Linked DNA regions of Homo sapiens: regions 1 and 2 are each linked to region 3. Evidence: chromatin contacts called from ENCODE Hi-C or POLR2A ChIA-PET data. All regions are on one chromosome and are shown on one strand. The core of a region is the stretch at or near the end of the contact, and the rest is flanking DNA. Distances in the headings are between cores, read along the strand shown.

Evidence for each region. Hi-C counts contacts between places; a loop is a spot of excess contacts on that map. ChIA-PET counts read pairs that join two places held with the same protein, here RNA polymerase II (POLR2A). Pooled maps may share reads with other maps.
Region 1: a loop to region 3 is called in a map of dorsolateral prefrontal cortex, with 6 times the contacts of the local background. The contact joins the promoter of MIR9-2HG here to the enhancer-like site in region 3. A Hi-C loop is called at or near these places in 2 of 168 maps with a recorded cell type or tissue (PC-9 and dorsolateral prefrontal cortex), 1 of 37 single-sample maps with no recorded cell type and 9 of 50 pooled maps. POLR2A ChIA-PET finds 5 or more read pairs at or near these places in 1 of 52 experiments (OCI-LY7).
Region 2: a loop to region 3 is called in a map of dorsolateral prefrontal cortex, with 11 times the contacts of the local background. The contact joins two enhancer-like sites. A Hi-C loop is called at or near these places in 2 of 168 maps with a recorded cell type or tissue (dorsolateral prefrontal cortex and posterior cingulate gyrus) and 5 of 50 pooled maps.

Annotation. Positions count from the first base shown.
Region 1 is chr5:88,683,012-88,686,271 of GRCh38, reverse strand. It overlaps MIR9-2HG (MIR9-2 host gene), which reads left to right and starts at 1,447. Exons shown (of 4, transcript NR_152235.1): 1 at 1,447-1,614. The region is part of intron 1 of MEF2C-AS2 (MEF2C antisense RNA 2); the gene reads right to left. RefSeq lists enhancers at 392-1,015, 1,016-1,640.
Region 2 is chr5:87,897,917-87,901,562 of GRCh38, reverse strand. No RefSeq gene overlaps it. Among named protein-coding and RNA genes, the nearest start is that of LINC02144, 170 kb to the right of the region's middle. Within about 2 kb of position 2,047, at least 5 of the 41 ENCODE cell types and tissues checked have a DNase peak (open chromatin) inside an H3K27ac peak, as active enhancers do; they include dorsolateral prefrontal cortex, where a contact is called at or near this core.
Region 3 is chr5:88,188,509-88,191,912 of GRCh38, reverse strand. It overlaps a transcript of TMEM161B not described here. Among named protein-coding and RNA genes, the nearest start is that of TMEM161B, 79 kb to the left of the region's middle. RefSeq lists an enhancer at 1,613-2,812 and a silencer at 2,845-3,045. Within about 2 kb of position 1,677, at least 3 of the 41 ENCODE cell types and tissues checked have a DNase peak (open chromatin) inside an H3K27ac peak, as active enhancers do; they include PC-9 and dorsolateral prefrontal cortex, where a contact is called at or near this core.

The DNA of each region.
Region 1 (3,260 bases), core at 198-2,697, 490 kb before region 3:
ATGTCGCACAGGTCAGCAAGGAAATGGAGAAGAAAATTACTGTATTTAGGGGTAGTTGTTTGAGAAAATATGTATTTACAAGTGTGGGGTATCGGTATTAAAACTTTGTCTCTTTATGAATGTGTGTGTGTGTGTGTGTGTGTGTACAGAGGGAGTTCTATAAACGGGTTGTGTGCATCCGTTTTAGAATCCTCGTGTTTGTACATTAAAAGGCTGCCATGTAATCATTCCATGGGGCTGGTTTAGTGCATTTAACGGAGAACTAATGGGTAGTCTATGTTGAAAAGCATGGTCCTATTTTTTAATCCCATCACGTACTGAAACGGTTTTGTGAGAGTCTGCGGCTTTCACCTTTATCCATCGTGGATGCTCTTGTTCGAGAAATCCATTCCAAACACTTTTAGTTCCTGATCACTGCTAAAATGCTGTCCCTTCTTTCTATGCAACTGTTCTTTATTTTTGGCCTATTTTTGTCAGTCTTAGCAATAATGATAAACAATCCTTGCTGCATTGAAACTCAGTTGAAATGATCCGGTGAACCCCTGCCTTGGTCCTTGCTGCAAACTGTAATCTCAAATACTGAATATGGTCGGACTTGGTAGTGGGATCCAAGCTGCAGGAGACCGAAGCTACTTTTTCGTTACCTTCTTTCTAGCCTAGAGCGCGCGCGCTATGTACACACACACACACACACACACACACACACACACACACACACACACCTCGGTAAAAGCAAGCTGAGATGAGGTGAGGGGGTGTTCCAATGTGAACAGAGACGCAGGGTTCGGGCTGAGGGAGCCTGGGCAGTGGGGAAACCGACGGCGTGAGCAGTGCCGGGACCAGGGGCTATGACTAAGGTGGGCGCCCCGCGTCCAGGAAGAGGACGCGAGGAAGCTGCACGAGCCTCCGGCGCTTGTCTGAGATGCAGAAGTGGATGACCGGGCTCCCGGGCATAAAATCAAAGTTCCGTGGAGCTTGGAGCTCTTAGACAGCGACGCTTGTCCGAGCTGAGAGCCCTCCGTGGTTCGAGCTCGCGCGTGGAGCGGCCTCCAGCGCTCGGTCTGCTAGGGTAGAAGCCCATGAAGGGGGTCCCGCGGCGCTAGCTTTTGTACGGCCCCGCCTTGGCCAGCCGTGAGCTGACGCACCGGCTCCCCTGGGACGCTGGGGGCGTCGCACCGCAGCTGGGTGGGGAGCAATTTATTCCTCGCCGTCCCATCCCAGCCCATCTTTGGTTACTCCACCCTACCCCTCCCATCCCTCCTCCTCCTCCTCCTCTTCCTCCTCCTTCTCTAACAACGCCCGCACTACCTTCTGATTCTCCACCTCCTCTTCATCCTCCATCCCCCTTTTACTTCTCTCTCCCCCGTCTCTCCTCCCTCCCGCCTCCTTTCTCCCTCTCCCCCTCCCTCTCTCCTCTGAATAAGCAAGCTTTTGCCTCTAAAAGTCACAAGTAATCCTCGTGTGTGACAGAGAGAGAGAGAGAGAGAGAGAGAGAGAGAGAGAGAGAAACGAGCTGGCGGAGAGGAGCAGAAGGCAGGAGGGGAAATCTGGCACAACGGCTGGGAGAGGAAACTTGATGCTTCTGGGCCACCATTTGCCAGGGCCTCGCTCGAGGTAAGCACACTGGGGTCCCGCGGAGTCCGTACCTGTCAGGGTCCAGCCCCCGCCCATAGCCGAGAGATGGGCACCCTTACCTGGGCTATTCAAATAATGATCAAAATGGAACGGGGATGGGATGCGGGTGAGGGAGTGCTCCAGCCGGAGGGCCCGGGGCCCAGAGGATGATGTGCGCCTGGAAGCTTGGACCCCGGGCTCTTGCCCCTGGGCACCTTGTGCCTCCAGCCAAGGTTCCGAGCGACTGCGTGGGGCTCCAGCTATCCGATTTCCCTTCCTAAGTCGCGCGTTCGACAGCTCCCTCCTTTACACACCCGCGTGCAAATGAGCCGCTGCTCTGTCATGAAGTGAGAATGTGAGCCTCTTTCAAACCCTAGAAAAGGAAAGTTTGGTAAGGCGGGGGCTGCGCAGATCTGCTGTTCTCTGGAACCTAAACTGGGAACCCTAGACTTGCGCAGAAAATTAATAGTTTTCCATTTTTCTTTAAAAAAATTAACTTCAACGAAAAATTGTGTGTATTCAAAAAAATTATTGGATTACCATGTCTGATCAGCTGCTGATGACCTACCAATAAGCGTTTTAAACACACATGCACATTCACGCGTGCGCGCGCGCGCGTACACACACACACGCGCGCATACACACACACACACACACACACACACACACACACCCCAGGGGCTATGTGCAGTGAGGAAGGCCGTCATAAGTAACTAAGAATTCAGAGGGAGTCGCAAGGGCTTTTAAGTGTGTAAAGGCTGTGTACGTGTCCTCCTTGTTACAGAGAGCAGAGGGAGGGGGCAGAGGGAATGAGCGTCGGCTCGGCGTTTTCGCTGTGCCTGTGTGTTTCGCGTGTTGTCAGCTGGCTCTGGTTTCTAAGGGCTGAGCGCTGCCAGGGGCGGGGGCCAGCATCCACCATCCACCTCGGCACCCTAGTGGTGAAACAGGACTCATTTGTTTGGTGCAGAGCGGTGACGACCTAGAAGAGACTGGAGTGTGGTTAGGTCGGCCCCCTGCCATCCATTACACCTGCGGCAGATGGCTCAAGTGGTAGAATGGTTTTGTTTGCCGAGATCAAGAAAGGAGGAGGGGAAAGCTAGAGCCTCGCCCCACTCAAAAGAAGTACCATAAAGAGCCAAAGAAATGAAAGAAGCCATATTCGTACCATCAAAAGCAAGAATGTTGCTGCCTTCCAGGAGTTAACCTGGACACGTTAGTGACTTTGGTACCTGGCCCGAATTGATAACGACTGAATTTTAGAACCAACATTTTTCAAATGTATTTTTGATGAAATGCCTACTTCTCCCTACACACACACACACACACACACACACAACACACACACACCTATCTCCAGGCAGATGCACACAGGTGTCCTTGGAGCTCTACTCCCTGAAGCCAAATGTCAGTAAGATCCTGCGGATTTCCAGATGAAGGAAGCCTCTTGTCTCCCCCCACTTTTTTCAGTCGGCCTGCTAGCTTCCACACACAAGCCCCTCTCGCAAGACAACCACCTGGCTGAAATTTAGCCAGGTGTCAAATGTATCCATCTCATTTTCACGTGCAATAATGTGCCTTTCTGATCAATCTTCACATCCTTGCATCCATTCCTTCCTCCCTGCTACTCAAGAAGCAAGAAAGGAGCA
Region 2 (3,646 bases), core at 798-3,297, 290 kb after region 3:
ATTACAATTAAAATTTTGGATGTACTTCTGAATGTGAACTTTTCTGAAAATAGAGTTTATGAATTTCATTGCATTTTCAGTGGGGCTGGTGATATAAAATGATTAAGAGCCATTAATTTATGACATTTATTTTATTCATTGGCTTCCTGCCATTTCCTTTCTAGTATGACAATAGGGCCACTACCACAATCACTAATGGAATTTGTACAGCACTTTATAAGTTATGATATTCTTTAAAATACTCTTTTGTGTTCATAAACCCATTTGATGTTCATGACTTTCCTGAGAAAGGTCAGGTCTTTTTTTTTTTTGAGACGGAATCTTACTCTGTCCCCCAGGCTGGAGTGCAGTGGTGTGATCTCAGCTCACTACAACCTCCACCTCCTGGGTCCAAGTGATTTTCCCGCCTCATCCTCCTGAGTAGCTGGGATTACAGGCACCCGCCATCATGCCTGGCTAATTTTTGTATCTTTGTAGAGATGGGGTTTCATCATGTTGGCCAGGCTGGTCTTGAACTCCTGACCTCAGGTGATCCACCTGCCTCGGCCTCCCAAATTGCTGGAATTACAGGCGTGAGCCACCATGCCCGTCCCAGGTCTTGTTATATCCACTTACAGATAAGGAAAATCAGACTTAGAGATTAAGAACCATCTAGGTAAGTATATGGCAGAGCTGGGACCAGAACTCAAGTATCTTAACTCTTGGTCTGTAAGCAAAGAGCTCTTTGCATGGCCAAGGTGTTTAATAACTATTTAGGACTTTTCCGTCTTCAGGCTGCATTTATTTTTCCTCTTTAGTACTATCTTTGATCCTGGAGACTAAGGTACGTGTACAATTTGTCCAGATTTTCCCTATTTTCAAATGAGGTACTGTGACACAATGTGATTTTTTTTCCCTAGGGCCTTGAATCTCCTTCAGTATATTTAGAAGCAAAATGATTCACAGATTTAAAACACAGACAGGAAGTCAGTAACTCAAAGAACTAAATGTGTCTCTGGTTTAGATTTGCTGAGTGACCTTAAACAAAACACTTAACCTTTCTTTCTCAATTAATCTGTGAAATGGAGTTAAACCATTTTCTCATACCACTAAAACAACAGTTAATAACTCATTGAACACTTAGAAATTTACACATGCCACATACATAAACATGTTTCTGATGTTATTTTGAGTAGGTAAGTGTTTCCTATGTGAAATCATTAAAAAACTTCACAAGATTGAATGTGTAATTCATTTTCTGATTAGACTGTTTATTTTAAAAATCAATTTTTTTCTGCATTTTTGGTTGATTATTTTTCCCACTAAATTTACTGTCTCATCAAAGCAGCGTTTGTTCATTTGTAGAATCATTTAGCGTGTATTGGACTATGGGGACCTGAGATGGAACTTTTCCCATTTAAGAAAATAGCCACTCTGTGTTTAGGTTCCTGTAGGGGACACTTTAGGAGAGTGATGTTGTTATATCATGCCTACAAATACCTCATCTGGGTCTGTAGTCTCTGATATATCTGCTCATTCAAGATAGTGGCACTTAGCAATTCAACCAGATGTAAGTTGGCTAATAAACAAAGCCAGTATTCTCTAGGGGCTTGAACAACACTTCCTGTGTTTGACTCTGGTTGCCCTGAAGTTGTTTTAAGTCCAGCACTGCTGGTGACGTTTCCCCTTGTGCACTGAACAGCTCATGCCGTGTCAAAGGGCGTTGACCTTTTCACTCTTAGAACAAAAAGACTGGAAACAAATTATGCTCTGAGAATTGGTCAAAGGATAACAACAACAACAAAAAAGTGCCTGACCCCCAAAACAAGTGATGAACACAAATTCTAAGCTTTAGAGTATTATCATTAAGAGTATTGTCTCTTTAACCAACTTTTCTTTAAAGTGTAATATGAGCATTTGCTTCAATTTACTCTGAAACCACCCACCCCCCAACCCCCCTTGGCTCCTTTTGCAGAACACAATGAACCAACTACTGTTGTCCCTACTCCCCCTATCCAGCTGAATCTGTTCCAGTTTACGAGCTGTCCACCATGGAGCTAAGTCTTCCAAACAGAATGACTCATCTGCAAGTTTTGCTCGTGGCTTCTGAGAGTATATTTAGTGTGAAGAACTGGAGGATGCAGCATATCCAAACACATGCTAGGCTACAGAATTTGAGTGGGAAAAAGAGGACAGGGCTAAAATAGAACTGTAATAAGCCAAAGAATTAGAGGCCTGGCTTAGCTTTTTCTGCTATGTAGCTTCAGCAACACCTACAGTTCCCCGCCAAGAATGGCACACCATATTAATGTAACGAAAATGAGGCTTCCCTGGTGGTTTCTTTTGGAAGGAAGAAAAACATACTTATGTAAAAAATAATCAAAAATAAAAATAAACCAGTGCTTCACTATTGTTCCAAGTTAATGGGAAAATAATTTATCCTTATATTAGTGAAATTAGGCAACACTTGCCCAGGAGCTACTTGTGCAGATAACTGGTGAGCTGAACAAACTTCTTAGGAAATTGTTTAGGTTGGTTCTTCATTATTAAACTCAAGCTGAATTTGACATAATTACAGGAACCACTCTCCTCTTCTTTCTCTCAGTCGTACTCTTGAACAAAAAGTTTTTGTGTTAATCGATTTGCCTTTTGATTTTATTGTTTAAATGTTCCATCAAAGACAATTATGGAAACCTAGGTATGATCTCACGTTTATATTGCTCAACAGTTCATCAGTGTTCTGACACTAAGTCAGCATTTGAAAGCAGTGATCACAAAAGCTAACAATCAGGGGTTCATGTCCCAGCACACGCCACGGAGCGACCAAAGTAGCTTTCTTTGGCTTGAACTAACACTCCCCTCACAGACTTCAACCCAACTCTCCTCTTTTTTCCTTCCTTTATGGCTCTGTGCTTACTTGTCTTTCTTCCTTTCTGTAGCTGTCGCTGTATTTCTCCTATTTACTTGTCTTTTTTCCCTTTTTTCTTCTATCTTTTCATTTTGTTGCTTCTCTCTTCTGTTCCTCCCTTCATCTGTTTTTCTTAGCTGACTATGACAGTGAACTAAATATTATATTTAAATAACTGTTGTAAATCTCTGCAGAAAGGTTCAATTTTTTTCTCTTTAATAATCTATTATCAATAGTCAAAGTTTTGTATTTCTCTCATAAAAAATACATCATTTTTTTAATGAAGCCTTGATTTCCTTTTTGTTTCCCAGTAGCTCTTGATAGAAAAAGCAAAAAATTTCCTTAATCCTAAATCCAAAATGGATTTTCAGAGTAGAGCAGTTCAAGTTGCCCCCTCTCCCCCGCAAAACAGGGAAGACTTGTTTCTAGCCAGTTGCTTTCAAAATGATTTTCTTTTATTACCCCCAAACTCACTTATGCATAGCGATAGTCTTTGATTTACTTTAGGGAGAAAGCTAGTAGACACTAGTAAATTTAGTTGCAATTTCAGTCATACTTTTTAAATAACATATTTTATAAATATTATTTCAATTTTATATCTTTTTTATTTGTCACATTTCTAACTGTATTCAAGTGAAATCTTTACTGTAGTCTAGAAGTATATTGCAACAAATCTGTCTGATAATCAAATAAACATAAAAGAGAAGTCAAATAACCTCCTTTTTTTGACCAATCAACTAAAAAAGATGAAAAAAAATT
Region 3 (3,404 bases), core at 428-2,927:
CGGTCTCGGCTCACTGCAAGCTCCGCCTCCCGGGTTCACGCCATTCTCCTGCCTCAGCCTCCTGAGTAACTGGGACTACAGGCGCCCGCCACCATGACCAGCTAATTTTTCGTATTTTTAATAGAGACGGGGTTTCACAGTGTTAGCCAGGATGGTCTCGATCTCCTGACCTCGTGATCCACCTGCCTCGGCCTCCCAAAGTGCTGGGATTACAGGCGTGGGCCACCGCGCCTGGCCGGCTATGTATTTCTAAATCTGATAACTGATTTCTCTGTGTTATGAGAAAAACATACAGCTATGTTTGATTTTAGGAATGGTTACAGATCATGTTGGAGGGCATTCATTTATTGTTATTTGAAAATGACTTCACAAAGAGTGTTTTCTCTGGAATAATTTGGTTTGTACCCATTTGGTTATTTTTCAGTAAATACATGTTGAGTGCCTGTAATGTGCCATAGGCTGTTCCACACACCCTAGCTACAGCAATGAACAAAACAGCAAAATCTCTTCCCTCCAAGAGCTTAGCATCTAGTGGAGAGAATGCAGACAATAAATTAAGATGAAGAGTCTAATATAGGATATCTGGATGTGTATTGTTGTTGAGCTGGTGTCCCTGTTGGGGGAAGGAGGGTCTAGGACTTCCTCTTCTGCTATCTTGCTGACATCATTTTCCGTTTGGAATTACATCTTTAATATGTTAAAAGAAAATAGCTACTAATGTAGGATTCCATGGCTTTTAATAGAAAGACTTTAAAAAGAAAAACTAAGGAGATTTGTGGTCAGGATGAAGGGCAATAATCATAGATGAAGACATGGAAATGGACAAGGAAGACATTATAAATATTTAAGCAAATGGACAAAAAACAATTATTGAATGCCTGTGTTATTTTAAAATTCAGCATATTTAAAGTTCACAATAACAATGGAAAAGGAAAGGATAAATGAGGTTAAAACAATATGTTTTTAGCAGTATCATGAAAGTGTGAATGTAATTTGTATTGTAATAAAAGAATAATGTACACTGTAATCTCTAAGATAATCCATAAAAGAATCTATAACAAGTAAATAAAAGAAGGAAATGGAATAATATTAATTTAAAAGATGAAAACAAACCAGATGGGACTGAAATCAAAAGTAGTGGAAATGAATGCAACTATATCAGAAATTAGATTAAACATAAACAGAAAAGACATAGAATATCAACAAGAAATCTTGCAGTTAGAAGCAGTATGGAAACTCCACAAGGTGGCAGTTATGCATTGCAAAGGACACCAGCGAGCTTCCACCTTGGTGGGTTTGGGGAATTCCCGCACTGACTCAGAGTCTCCAAAAGCAGCATCTGCCCCTTTGCGGGCATCAGTCACAGCCCCTCTGCTCCCTCAAGCACCTGATCTTGTACCTACTTATTCTAAAGAAGAAAAGGACTTTCTCCAGGTAGAGGGAGGACAAGTGATGGAGGAAGGATGCATTCGGTTACTAGATGGGAGAGTAGCTGTGCCACAGCTGCTAGGAGCTGCAATTGTACTGGCTGTGCATGAAACCACCCATCTAGGTCAGGAGTCACTTGGAAAGTTGTTAGGCCAGTATTTCTACATCTCGCATTTGTCAGCCTTTGCCAAAACTGACACAGCGGTGTGTTACCTGCCGACAGCATAATGCAAGGCAAGGTCCAGCCGTTCCACCCGGCATGCAAGCTTATGGAGCAGCCCCCTTTGAAGATCTCCAGCTAGACTTCACAGAGATGCCAAAGTGTGGAGGTAACAAGTATTTACTAGTTCTTGTGTGTACCTTCTCTGGGTGGGTGGAGGCTTATCCAACACGAACTGAGAAAGCTTGTGAAATAACCCATGTGCTTCTTTGAGATCTTATTCCTAGATTTGGACTGCCCTTACGGATCGGCTCAGATAATGGGCTGGCGTTTGTGGCTGACTTGGTACAGAAGACGGCAAAGGTACTGGGGATCACATGGAAACTGCATGCTGCCTACTGGCCTCAGAGTTCCGGAAAGGTGGAGCGGATGAATCAGACTATCAAAAATAGTTTAGGGAAAGTATGTCAGGAAAAAGGATTAAAATGGATACAGGCTCTCCCTATGGTATTATTTAAAATTAGATGTACCCCTTCTAAAAGAGCAGGATATTCCCCTTATAAAATACTATATCATAGGCCCCCTCCCATATTGTGGGGACTTCCAGGCACTCCCCAAGAGTTAGGTGAAATTGAGTTACAGCGACAGCTACAGGCTTTAGGAAAAATTACACAATCTCAGCCTGGGTAAATGAGAGATGCCCTGTTAGCTTATTCTCCCCAGTTCACCCTTTCTCCCCAGGTGATTGAGTGTGGATCAAGGACTGGAACGTAGCCTCTTTGTGCCCACAGTGGAAAGGACCCCAGATTGTCGTCCTGACCACTCCCACCGCTGTGAAGGTAGAGGGAATCCCAGCCTGGATCCACCACAGCCATGTAAAACCTGCAGCACCTGAAACCTAGAAGGCAAGACCAAGCCTGGACAACCCTTGCAGAGTGACCCTGAAGAAGACAAGCCCTGCTCCAGTCACACCCGGAAGCTGACTGGTCCACGCATAGCCGAAGCATGAGGAAGTTCACTGTGGAACTCATTTTTTTAAATTTTGGACTTGTACAGTAAGGACTTCAACTGACCTTCTTCAGACTGAGGTAGGGTTAAAAAAAAAAAGTTAAAATAGTCTTTTTGTTTAAAAAGGACTTGTGTGTATAATGCCACCCAGTACAAGGTATGCAGCCCAGGAAGTGACCAGACTGATGTGTGCTATAACCCATTAGAACTACTTAATCCCTGTTGGAAAACAGGAGAGTATGTAACTCTAGGAGTCAATGGAACTGGACTGGCAGGAAGACCTGGGTAGTGTAGATGAGAGTGAGAACTCCCGCTAGTGAGTGAGGTTCTCAAAGGGGGGAATGAGGAGAGAAGCCATTTCTCTTACTGTCTCCTGTCTGAAGACGAGGAGGAAGTAAAAGTTGAAAAACAAGAAGAAGGAAGTCAGTGGCAAGACCAGCCGGTGCCACTGATGACCCGGCCTGAGGTTAAAAGATTAACCACCCCCCCCAACTCTAACCACATGTGCTCTCAATCCATCAGACCCTTTCACATGGAACCCCTTAGAGCTGTAAGCCATTAAAAGGGTCAGGAGCTCTGTCTTCGGGGAGCTCAGCTCTTAAGATGCGAGTCTGCTGACGCTCCCAGCTGGATAAAAAACCTCTTCCTTCTTTAATCCAGTGTCTGAGGAGTTTTCTCTGCGGCTCGTCCTGCTACAATTCCACTTTCTTCTGCCTGCTTTATTTTATCCTTTATACTTTTTGTATCCTCAGTCCAATCAAGTTGACACTCAATATTAACCATCACAACCACATTCTGGGCCATTCAA